2 separate regions of the Homo sapiens genome follow, and region 2 is linked to region 1. A link is a contact called in ENCODE Hi-C or POLR2A ChIA-PET data. All regions are on one chromosome and are shown on one strand. Each heading gives the region's core, a stretch centred on a gene start or an enhancer-like site at or near the end of the contact. The rest is flanking DNA. Distances are from core to core; before and after follow the strand shown.

The links. A loop is a pair of places that touch in the nucleus more often than their neighbours do. ChIA-PET counts read pairs that join two places held with the same protein, here RNA polymerase II (POLR2A). Pooled maps may share reads with other maps.
Region 2: a map of ascending aorta shows a loop between it and region 1 (10-fold over the local background). The contact joins the promoter of VMAC here to the promoter of MRPL54 in region 1. A Hi-C loop is called at or near these places in 1 of 168 maps with a recorded cell type or tissue (ascending aorta), 2 of 37 single-sample maps with no recorded cell type and 11 of 50 pooled maps. POLR2A ChIA-PET finds 5 or more read pairs at or near these places in 1 of 52 experiments (activated B cell).

Annotation. Positions count from the first base shown.
Region 1 is chr19:3,761,432-3,765,763 of GRCh38, reverse strand. It overlaps MRPL54 (mitochondrial ribosomal protein L54), which reads right to left and starts at 3,082. Exons shown (of 3, transcript NM_172251.3): 1 at 2,946-3,082; 2 at 433-598. The coding sequence starts at 3,063. It overlaps APBA3 (amyloid beta precursor protein binding family A member 3), which reads left to right and starts at 4,072. Exons shown (of 11, transcript NM_004886.4): 1 at 4,072-4,228. It overlaps LOC105372248 (a long non-coding RNA gene), which reads left to right and starts at 3,124. Exons shown (of 3, transcript XR_936268.1): 1 at 3,124-3,206; 2 at 3,558-3,615; 3 at 3,910-4,010. RefSeq lists an enhancer at 2,719-3,208 and a silencer at 3,870-4,187.
Region 2 is chr19:5,903,622-5,908,092 of GRCh38, reverse strand. VMAC (vimentin type intermediate filament associated coiled-coil protein) reads right to left here and starts at 3,221. Exons shown (of 2, transcript NM_001017921.4): 1 at 3,012-3,221. The coding sequence starts at 3,202. NDUFA11 (NADH:ubiquinone oxidoreductase subunit A11) reads left to right here and starts at 4,303. Exons shown (of 4, transcript NM_175614.5): 1 at 4,303-4,471. The coding sequence starts at 4,385. RefSeq lists a silencer at 3,038-3,387 and enhancers at 3,428-3,547, 4,121-4,415, 4,225-4,471.

The sequences.
Region 1 (4,332 bases), core at 1,833-4,332:
ACCACACCCGGCTAATTTTTATATTTTTAGTAGAGACGAGGTTTCACCATGTTGGCCAGGCTGGTCTCGAACTCCTGACCTCAGGTGATCCAAACGCCTTGCCTCCCAAAGTGCTGGGATTACAGGTGTGAGCCACGGCGCCCAGCCTGAAAAAAAATTTTTTTTAAGTATTTGCTTAAGATAAAGCATTGTTTTAGGTACTTGACATGTGTTCTAATCTCATGAATTCCTCACAGCCCTCTGAGGGAGGGATGGGTCCCATCACCCCATTACAGATGGGCAGAGCCCTGAAGCCCCCTGCCCTAAAGCCAGGATGGGTAGGTGTGACTATTAGGCTCCGGCTGGAGTGGCGATCCGCCTCTCCGGGAAGGGGTCCTCCTGGGGCGGAGGAAGGAATAGTCATTGCAGGATGACACAGCCTGGCCTACTCACCATTCAGGGTACTCAGCATCCGGTTTCAGGGGTACATCCTGCCCTTCCTTGTAGATGTTGACGCCCATGGCATATGTGGTGAGCTGGACAGGATCTGTGCATACGTCGGGGTCCTTGAGGGCCTCGCTGGTCACTGCACCTTTTCCCGATTTGGCCCCCTTCATAACTGGGGAGACGAGAGGGAGAGTCATTTCAGCCCAGCCCCTCCTCTGGAAGCCAAACTTCTCTCACAGAACCCTGTCTCAGGTGGCCTCTGCCCCTGGCTGGACTCTGCTACACTCAAAACTTTCTTTTTTTTTTTTTTTGAGACGGAGTCTCGCTCTGTTGCCCAGGTGGAGTGCAGTGGCGCAGTCTCAGCTCACTGCAAGCTCCGCCTCCCGGGTTCAAGCCATTCTCCTGCCTCAGCCTCCCAAGTAGCTGGGACTACAGGCGCCCACCACCACGCCCAGCTAATTTTTTGTATTTTTAGTAGAGACGGGGTTTCACCGTGTTAGCCAGGATGGTCTCGATCTCCTGACCTCGTGATCTGCCCACCTTGGCCTCCCAAAGTGTTGGGATTACAGGCGTGAGCCACCGCGCCCGGCCACTCAAAACTTTTTTTTAAAGACAGGGTCTCAGCCAGGCATAGTGGCTCATGCCTGTAATCCCAGCACTCTGGGAGGCCGAGGTGGGAAGATCACCTGAGGTCAGGTGAGTTTAAGACCAGCCTGGCCAACATGGTGAAAACTTGTCTCTACTAAAAATACAAAAAAAAAAATTAGCTGGGCATGGTGGCATATGCCTGTGATCCCAGCTACTCGGGAGGCTGAGGCAGGAGAATCACTTGAACCCGGGAGGCGGAGGTTGCAGTGAGCTGAGATCGCATCGCTGCACTCCAGCCTAGGTTACAGAGCAAGATTCCATCTCAAAAAAATAAAAAATCTAAAAAATTAAAAAATAAAGACAGCCCGGCCGGGCGCGGCGGCTCACGCCTGTAATCCCAGCTCTTTGGGAGGCCAAGGTGGGCGGATCACGAGGTCAGGAGGTTGAGACCATCCTGGCTAACATGGTGAAATTCCATCTCTACTAAAAATACAAAAACATTAGCCGGGCATGGTGGTGGGCACCTGTGGTCCCAGCTACTTGGGAGGCTGAGGCAGGAGAATGGCGTGAACCCAGGAGGCGGAGCTTGCAGTGAGCCAAGATTGCGCCACTGCACACTCCAGCCTGGGCGACAGAGCGAGACTCCGTCTGAAGAAAATAAAAAAATAAAAAATAAAAGCCCAGGCTGGAGGGCAGGGGCACAATCATGGCTCACTGCAGCCTCAAACTCCCAGGCTCAAGTGATCCTTCTGCCTCAGCCTCCCAAGTAGCTGAGATCACAGTTGTGAGCCACCATGCCCCGCTTATTTTTATTTTTATTTATTTATTTATTTATTTTGAGACAGAGTCTCACTGTGTCGCCCAGGCTGGAGTGCAGTGGCGTGATCTCGGCTCACTGCAACCTCCGCCTCCTGGGTTCAAGCAGTTCTCCTGCCTCAGCCTCCTGAGTAGCTGGGATTACAGACATGTGCCACCATGCCCCACTAATTTTTGTATTTTTAGTAGAGCTAGGGTTTCACCATGTTGGTCAGGCTGATCTTGAATTCCTGACCTTGTGATCCACCTGCATCAGCCTCCCAAAGTGCTGGGATTACAGGCGTGAGCTACCGCGCCAGGCAATTTTTTTTTTTTTTTATACAAACAGGGTCCTGCTATGTTGCCCAGGCTGGTCTCGAACTCCTGGGTTCAAGCAATCGATCCTCCCTCCTTGGCTTCCCAAAGTGCCGGGAATAAAGGTGTGAGCCATCATGCCTGGCCTCGAAATCACTTTAAGTGGGATTTGGACACAGCATTAAGTAACTTTAAGTGGGATTTGGACATAGCATTAAGTAACACCGATGCTTGGAATGACCAAGTCATTCAAGTTATATTTTGTCTGCTATGTGTCTGTCTTTAAGGCCGAACATTGGACAATTTCCCCCTTTCAACAAAGGAGATCAGGCAAGGCTGTATCCAGCTAAACCTTAATAACCTTGTTTTGTTCTTGCTGAAGTGGCCAATTAAACGGGCTCCATAATTTCTTTGAATGTTTGGTAACGTCTTGGCCAAGGTTACCCAGCGATTTGGAGGCAGGCAGAGAAACAGAACTGGAACCCAAGTTCATGACCTCCCCAGACTCCCTTCAAATCCTTTCCAACCCGCGCCTGCGCAGTGAAACGCGTGGTCTCCACGTAACCACATCCTCCTCCCAGGCCGCTCCGCCCCAAGCTGGCGCCTGCGCCCTGGGTCCAATCGCTACAGTATCTCCGAGCCAGACGCCCGAGCTCCAAGCGGCGCTGGGTCCCTCAAACTGCGCCTGCGCATACAGCCTGGCATCCGCCTCTCTGCGCTTGCGCATCAGTTCTAGCACCACCTCCCCAACCACCGCCTGCGCACTGTCAATTCCTCAGTGCACCCACCGTCCCCATTTGGTTCCTCTTAACCCAGCTCACCTGGTTTCTTGGCATAATCCCGGGCCAGGAGTCTTCCGGAAGTGGCGGGGTTTAGGAGCTCCCAGGCCCCCCAGCCGGCCCACGTCCGGGTAGCCCCGAAAAGGCGTTTGGTCGCCATGACGTATTGCGGGCAGCTTGCAAGTGCACGTTTCCGGAAGACGTCAGTGGCCCAAGGGTGTTTGGGAGTTGTAGGCCCCGTGGAAGTGTAGGCCCCGTGGAGGTGTCTGGGAAATGCGGTCTCCCAAGCTTTCATAATCTATGGTGATTTCTTCAGACTTTTGTAGACATACACAGTTACTATAGGAGGAGGCGTTCAAGGGATATTTCATTGACTTCTTGCCCTTCTTCAATTACATAACATTTACTAAAAATATCACACTTTATATGTTCCTGATTCCATCCAATGAGTAATTATTCAAAGCTTTAAAGTTAAAAAAAGAAGATTAACAATGAGTCTAATATACTCCAGTAGGGCTGGAGTCTAATCACTGTTAATTTTTATAACATTATATTTTTAAAATTATATATAACATATATAATACATATAATATATAGTATGTTTTATATATAATATATAAATTAATAATATATATTTTATATATTCTTTTCCAGCTCTACTACTGCTAAATCCTTAACCCGCTTGATCTAATTTAATCCTCACAATTGAGAGGTAGGTACTATTTTTTCCCCAGCTTATAATGAGGAAACTGAGTTCTCAGGGAGGTAAAGTTCCCAGGCCGACCCCAAATCCATGGTGCACCTATGTGTCTCCCTACTGTGAGCCAAACCGAAAGTCCGTCTTTAACAGGGTCTCCACGACGCTTCCGGTGCCTCAAGGTCCCAAGGAAACCACCTCTCACACTTCTTTAATATTTCCCAACCCCACTTCTCCCCATCTGCCATCCTTTGGAATAATGAACACAGCCCCCAGAGCCAGGCAGTGATTATTAACCCTATTTTGCAGGAGAACAAACAGGTCCTGGGGCCAGCCGGGGCAGTCTGCGGGCCGGGAAGCCTGGGATTCGAACTCCCCTCCAACATCTGCAGTTGTCCCAGCGCCCCCGCGTGGCGAGGCTGGGTGGGAGAACTACATTTCCCAGCAGGCCTCGCGAGGCCGCGCATGCTCAATGGGCCAGGGCTCTGCGCGGATAGAGGAGCGGGCGCCGGGACCGGGAATCCCCGAGCTGCGCCTTCTGGGGACGCGGCCCGGGCTACGTCGGGGCCGTCCGTGGGGAGCGGGGTCCTGGAGGCTGCGCGGGGCTGAGGCGGCCTCGATTTGGGAAGTGAGTGTCCTCGAGGTGCAGAGCGCAGTCTGAGTCGGCGCTTGAGGTCTTCGGTCTGAGGGGGGACTAGGGTCTGGGCTTGGGGCTGGGTCCTGAAGTCGGGG
Region 2 (4,471 bases), core at 1,972-4,471, 2.1 Mb before region 1:
GGATTACAGGCTGAGCCACTGTACCCAGCCTGAACTGCATCTTTCTGTCTCCCCAAAATTCATATGATGAAGTCCTAACCCCAATGGGAGGTGTATTAGTCCATTCTCACGATGCTCTAAGGACATACCTGATACTGGGTGATTTATAAAGAGGTGTAATTGACTCACATTTCCACATGGCTGGGGGTGGCCTCGGGAAACTTACAATCATGATGGAAGGAACCTCTTTATAGGGCAGCAGGAGAGACAGTGAGAGACCAGCAAAGGGGGAATCCCTTATAAAACCATCAGATCTCCCTTATTGATTGAGACGGAATCTAGCTCTGTCATCCAGGCTGGAGTGCAGTGGTGTGATCTCGGCTCACTGCAACCTCCGCCTCCCGAGTTCAAGCAATTCTGCCTCCTCAGCCTCCCCAGTAGCTGGGACTGCAGGCGTGTGCCACCATGCCCAGCTAATTTTTTTTTTTTTTTTTTTTTTTTTTAGTAGAGACAGGGTTTCACCATGTTGGCCAGGCTGGTCTCAAATTCTTGACCTCAGGTGATCTGACCGCTTCGGCCTCCCAAAGTGCTGAGAGTATAGGCGTGAGCCATTGCGCCCAGCCATCAGATCTCATGAGAACTCACTCACTATCATGAGAATAGCATGAAGGGGAAACCATCCCCCATGATTCATTTACCTCCCACCAGTTCCTTCCACACCACGTGGGCATTATGGGATTACAATTCAAGCTGACATTTGGGTGGAAACACAAAGTCTAACCATAGCAGAAGGGTATTTAGAGATGGAGCTTTTTGGAGGTGATTAGGGTTAGATGAGGTTGTCAGGGTGGGGGTCTCTATGATGGGATTAGTGTGCTTATATGAAGAGATACAAAAGAACTCCCTGGCTCTCTCTGCCCTGTGAGGACACAGAGAGAAGCCAGAAATCTGCAAGCCCGGAAGAGGGCCCTCCCATAACCTGACCATGCTGGCACCCTGCTCTCGGACGTCCAGCCTCCAGAACGCTGAGAAACAAACCTCTTGTTTAAGCCACTTAATTTATGGCATTTTGTTTTTTTGTTTGTTTGAGACAGAGTCTCTCTCTGTTGCCCAGGCTGGAGTGCAGTGGCACAATTTCGGCTCACTGCAACTTCCGCCTCCTGGGTTCAAGCGATTCTCGTGCCTCAACCTCCCGAGTAGCTGGGACTACAGGCGTGTGCCACCACACCCAGCTAATTTTTTTGTATTTTTAGTAGAGACAGGGTTTCGCCATGTTGGCCAGGCTGGTCTCGAACTCCTGACCTCAGGTGATCTGCCTGCCTCAGCCTTCCAAAGTGCTGGGATTACAGGCGTGAGCCACCACCCAGCCAGTTTATGGCATTTTCTTATGAGAACCCTCATTTCGTCCCCTCACTCTTCCTGCAGTTCGTTCCTTTCCATTATCTTTTCCCACCTATTCTTAGTAGGCTCTTCCTCTGGGAAGCCTTCACTCTGAGATCCCTCAGAGCCCCATATGCCCCTCCATCATGGCCGCTGGCCACCAATGATGTAACTGCCCAGTGACATGTCTGTCTCTCCACTGGACTGTGGATACCCAATGGGCAAGGCTAAGTCTTACTGATGTGCTCCAGTACTCAGCAGAATGCCTGACACACAGTAGGTGCTCAATGAAGACGAATGAATGAGTGCCTGGCACAGAGCAGGTGCTCGGTAAAAATGAATATGTCCAATTAGCTCTGAAGTAATAGTTCCCACCTGGGACCCAGCTCCTCCCACCTCCCTGGGTGCCTGTCTCATCTCTTTCATCCTCAGCTGTCAGAGGGACTCTTCAACAATGCTGATATGGGCCAGCATGGTGGCTCGTGCCTATAATCCCAGCACTTCGGGAGGCTGAGGCAGGAGGATCACTTGAGCCCAGGAGTTCAAGGCCAGCCTAGGCAACATAGTCTGACCCCATTTCTAAAGGATTTTTTTTTTTAAATCAGCCAGGTGTGCTGTCGCACGCCTGTAATCCCAGCTACTTGAGAGGCTGAGGAGGGAGGGTGAGACTGCAGTGAGTCGAGATCGCACCACTGCATTCCAGCCTGGGCAACAGAGCAAGACCCTCTCTCAAAAATAATAGATAGGCATGGTGGCTTAGCCTGTAATCCCAGCACTTTGGAAGGGTGAGGTGGGAGGACTGCTTGAGCCCAGGAGTTCAAGACCAAACTGGGCAACAGGGCAAAACTGTCTCTACAAAAAAATACAAAAAATAAGCCATGCGTGGTGGTGGACGCCTGTAGTCCCAGCTGCTTGGGAGACTGAGGTGGGAGAATCACCTGAGCTCCGGAGGTCGAGGTGCACTCCAGCCTGGGCATAGGAGTGAGGCCCTGCCTCAAAAATAATAAATTTAGGCCGGGTGCGGTGGCTCACCCCTGTAATCCCAGCACTTTTAGGAGGCTGAGGCGGGCGGATCACCTGAGGTCAGGAGTTAGAGACCAGCCTGCACAACGTGACGAAAACCAGTCTCTACTAGAAATACAAAAAATCGACCGGGCGTGGTGGCGGGCGCCTGTAATCCCAGCTACACGGGAGGCTGAGGCAGGAGAATCGCTTGAATCTGGGAGGTGGAGGTTGCAGTGAGCTGAGATCACGCCACTGCACTCCAGCCTAGGCGACAAGAGCGAAACTCCGTCTCAAAAAAATAATAATAAATTTTAAAAGTTAAAATGCTGATATGATCCCCTCCTCCCCTGCTGAAGAGCCTGCTATGGCTCCCAATGCCTACGCTGGGCGGTCTGTGGTCCCTGCGTCGCTCAGCACCTGTGGGAAAGTGGGCCTGTTTGAAGTTAGAGGTCCACACCTGTGTCACTTCTCGCAACTTTACATACTGATTACTAATTCGAGTTTTTTGGTGTTTTTATCAATCCGATACTCAGTCTAGCGTCTATACAAGTGCACACGGTTCCCCCTGCCCTTCCTCGCTTTCCAGCCTCGGCTCTGCCTCCGCCTACCGCCTCGGTGAAGTCCACCTGGCCGGCCCCGGGCCTCACCGGTCCTTGGCGCGACCCAGTTCGTCTAGGGCGGCGCGCAGCTGCTGGTCGTGGAGGGCCAGGCGCTCGGCTTGGGCGTGCACCGTGCGCTCCGCCGCGTCCAGCCGCGCCTCCAGCTCCGCTGCGCGCCGGTGCACGGCTGCCAGGTGTGCGTTTGCCTCCCGGATCTGCAGGGCCGGCGGCGCCGACATGGCCCAGGCTGCTGTACAGGCCCGGCCACGCCCCCAGGCGGCCCGGAACTGGCACAGGCCCCGCCCCCGGGAGGGCCCCGCCCCACTAGACCTCGGCGCGATTGGTCGCTGACCCCGCTAGACCCCACCCCAGAGGGCTGGGTCGTGCTCTCCTCAAACCCAAACACTACCACCGGTTCCGGGATCATGAAACTCCGCCCCTGAGTTTGGGCTCACTCTAGGATTGGACAAGATCTTGACAGCCACGCCCCCAGGCTGGCCACATCCTTTGGCGGCTCGCGCAACTCAGGCTCTGGAAACAAGATTGGTCACACCTTCGATACTGTCCCCTCCCTACTTGGAAGCTAACACCAGGATTGGCCCGGACTCCGCGAAACAGCAAGCCTGACCACGCCCCCCGAACCTGTGGCCTGTCAGGGGTAGATCCAGGCACGGCCTCGCCCCTTCATCCCTTATACAGTCTCAGATTGGTCAAGTCCCTTTTAGGTTATGCCTCCAATTCTAGCCACGCCCCCAAGTCAAGCGCCTGTGTACTTCATCCGGCCTAGGGCGTGGGACAGCCGCGGGGTGAACAGAGGCCACGTCCCGCTGAGCTTCTCGTATTGTCATTGGTCACTTTCCCGATAATCCCCGCCCCTGATCCTGTCCACGGCCCAAAACAGTAGCACGCTGCTCAGACTCCAGCTTGGTGACTGACCACAGGGCATGACCACTCGCTATGCAGATTCTGACACTGGGTGTGGCCACATCCCCGCCATGCCCCGCCCCCCAGTCATTGTTTCGTCATGTCTTGCTCCTATCAACTGGAGTCCCGCCCGTCCCAGTCTGAGCCCGGCCCCTCCCCTAGTAGATAGTCCCCGCCTCTAGTAGTCCCTAACCTAGGACTCCCTGAGCTGGGACTAGCGAAATCTGTCTGCACTGATCGCAGTCGTCCTCAGTTTCACCCTCTAGGAATCGGCCTGGGGATGCACGTGCTACTCTCTTCCTCCAGGCCGGTCCCCGGCGCGTGCGCGCGATCCATGTCCATGTCCGCGCCTATCAATAAAGTTGCTCACTTGTTGCCGGCCCGCTAGCCCGAAAGGTTGCGCGCGCAGCCCGAGAAGTCTCGCGATAGCCAGCCGCGGCTGCCCTTGCGCTTCCCGAGCTGGCGGGGTCCGTGGTGCGGGATCGAGATTGCGGGCTATGGCGCCGAAGGTTTTTCGTCAGTACTGGGATATCCCCGATGGCACCGATTGCCACCGCAAAGCCTACAGCACCACCAGTATTGCC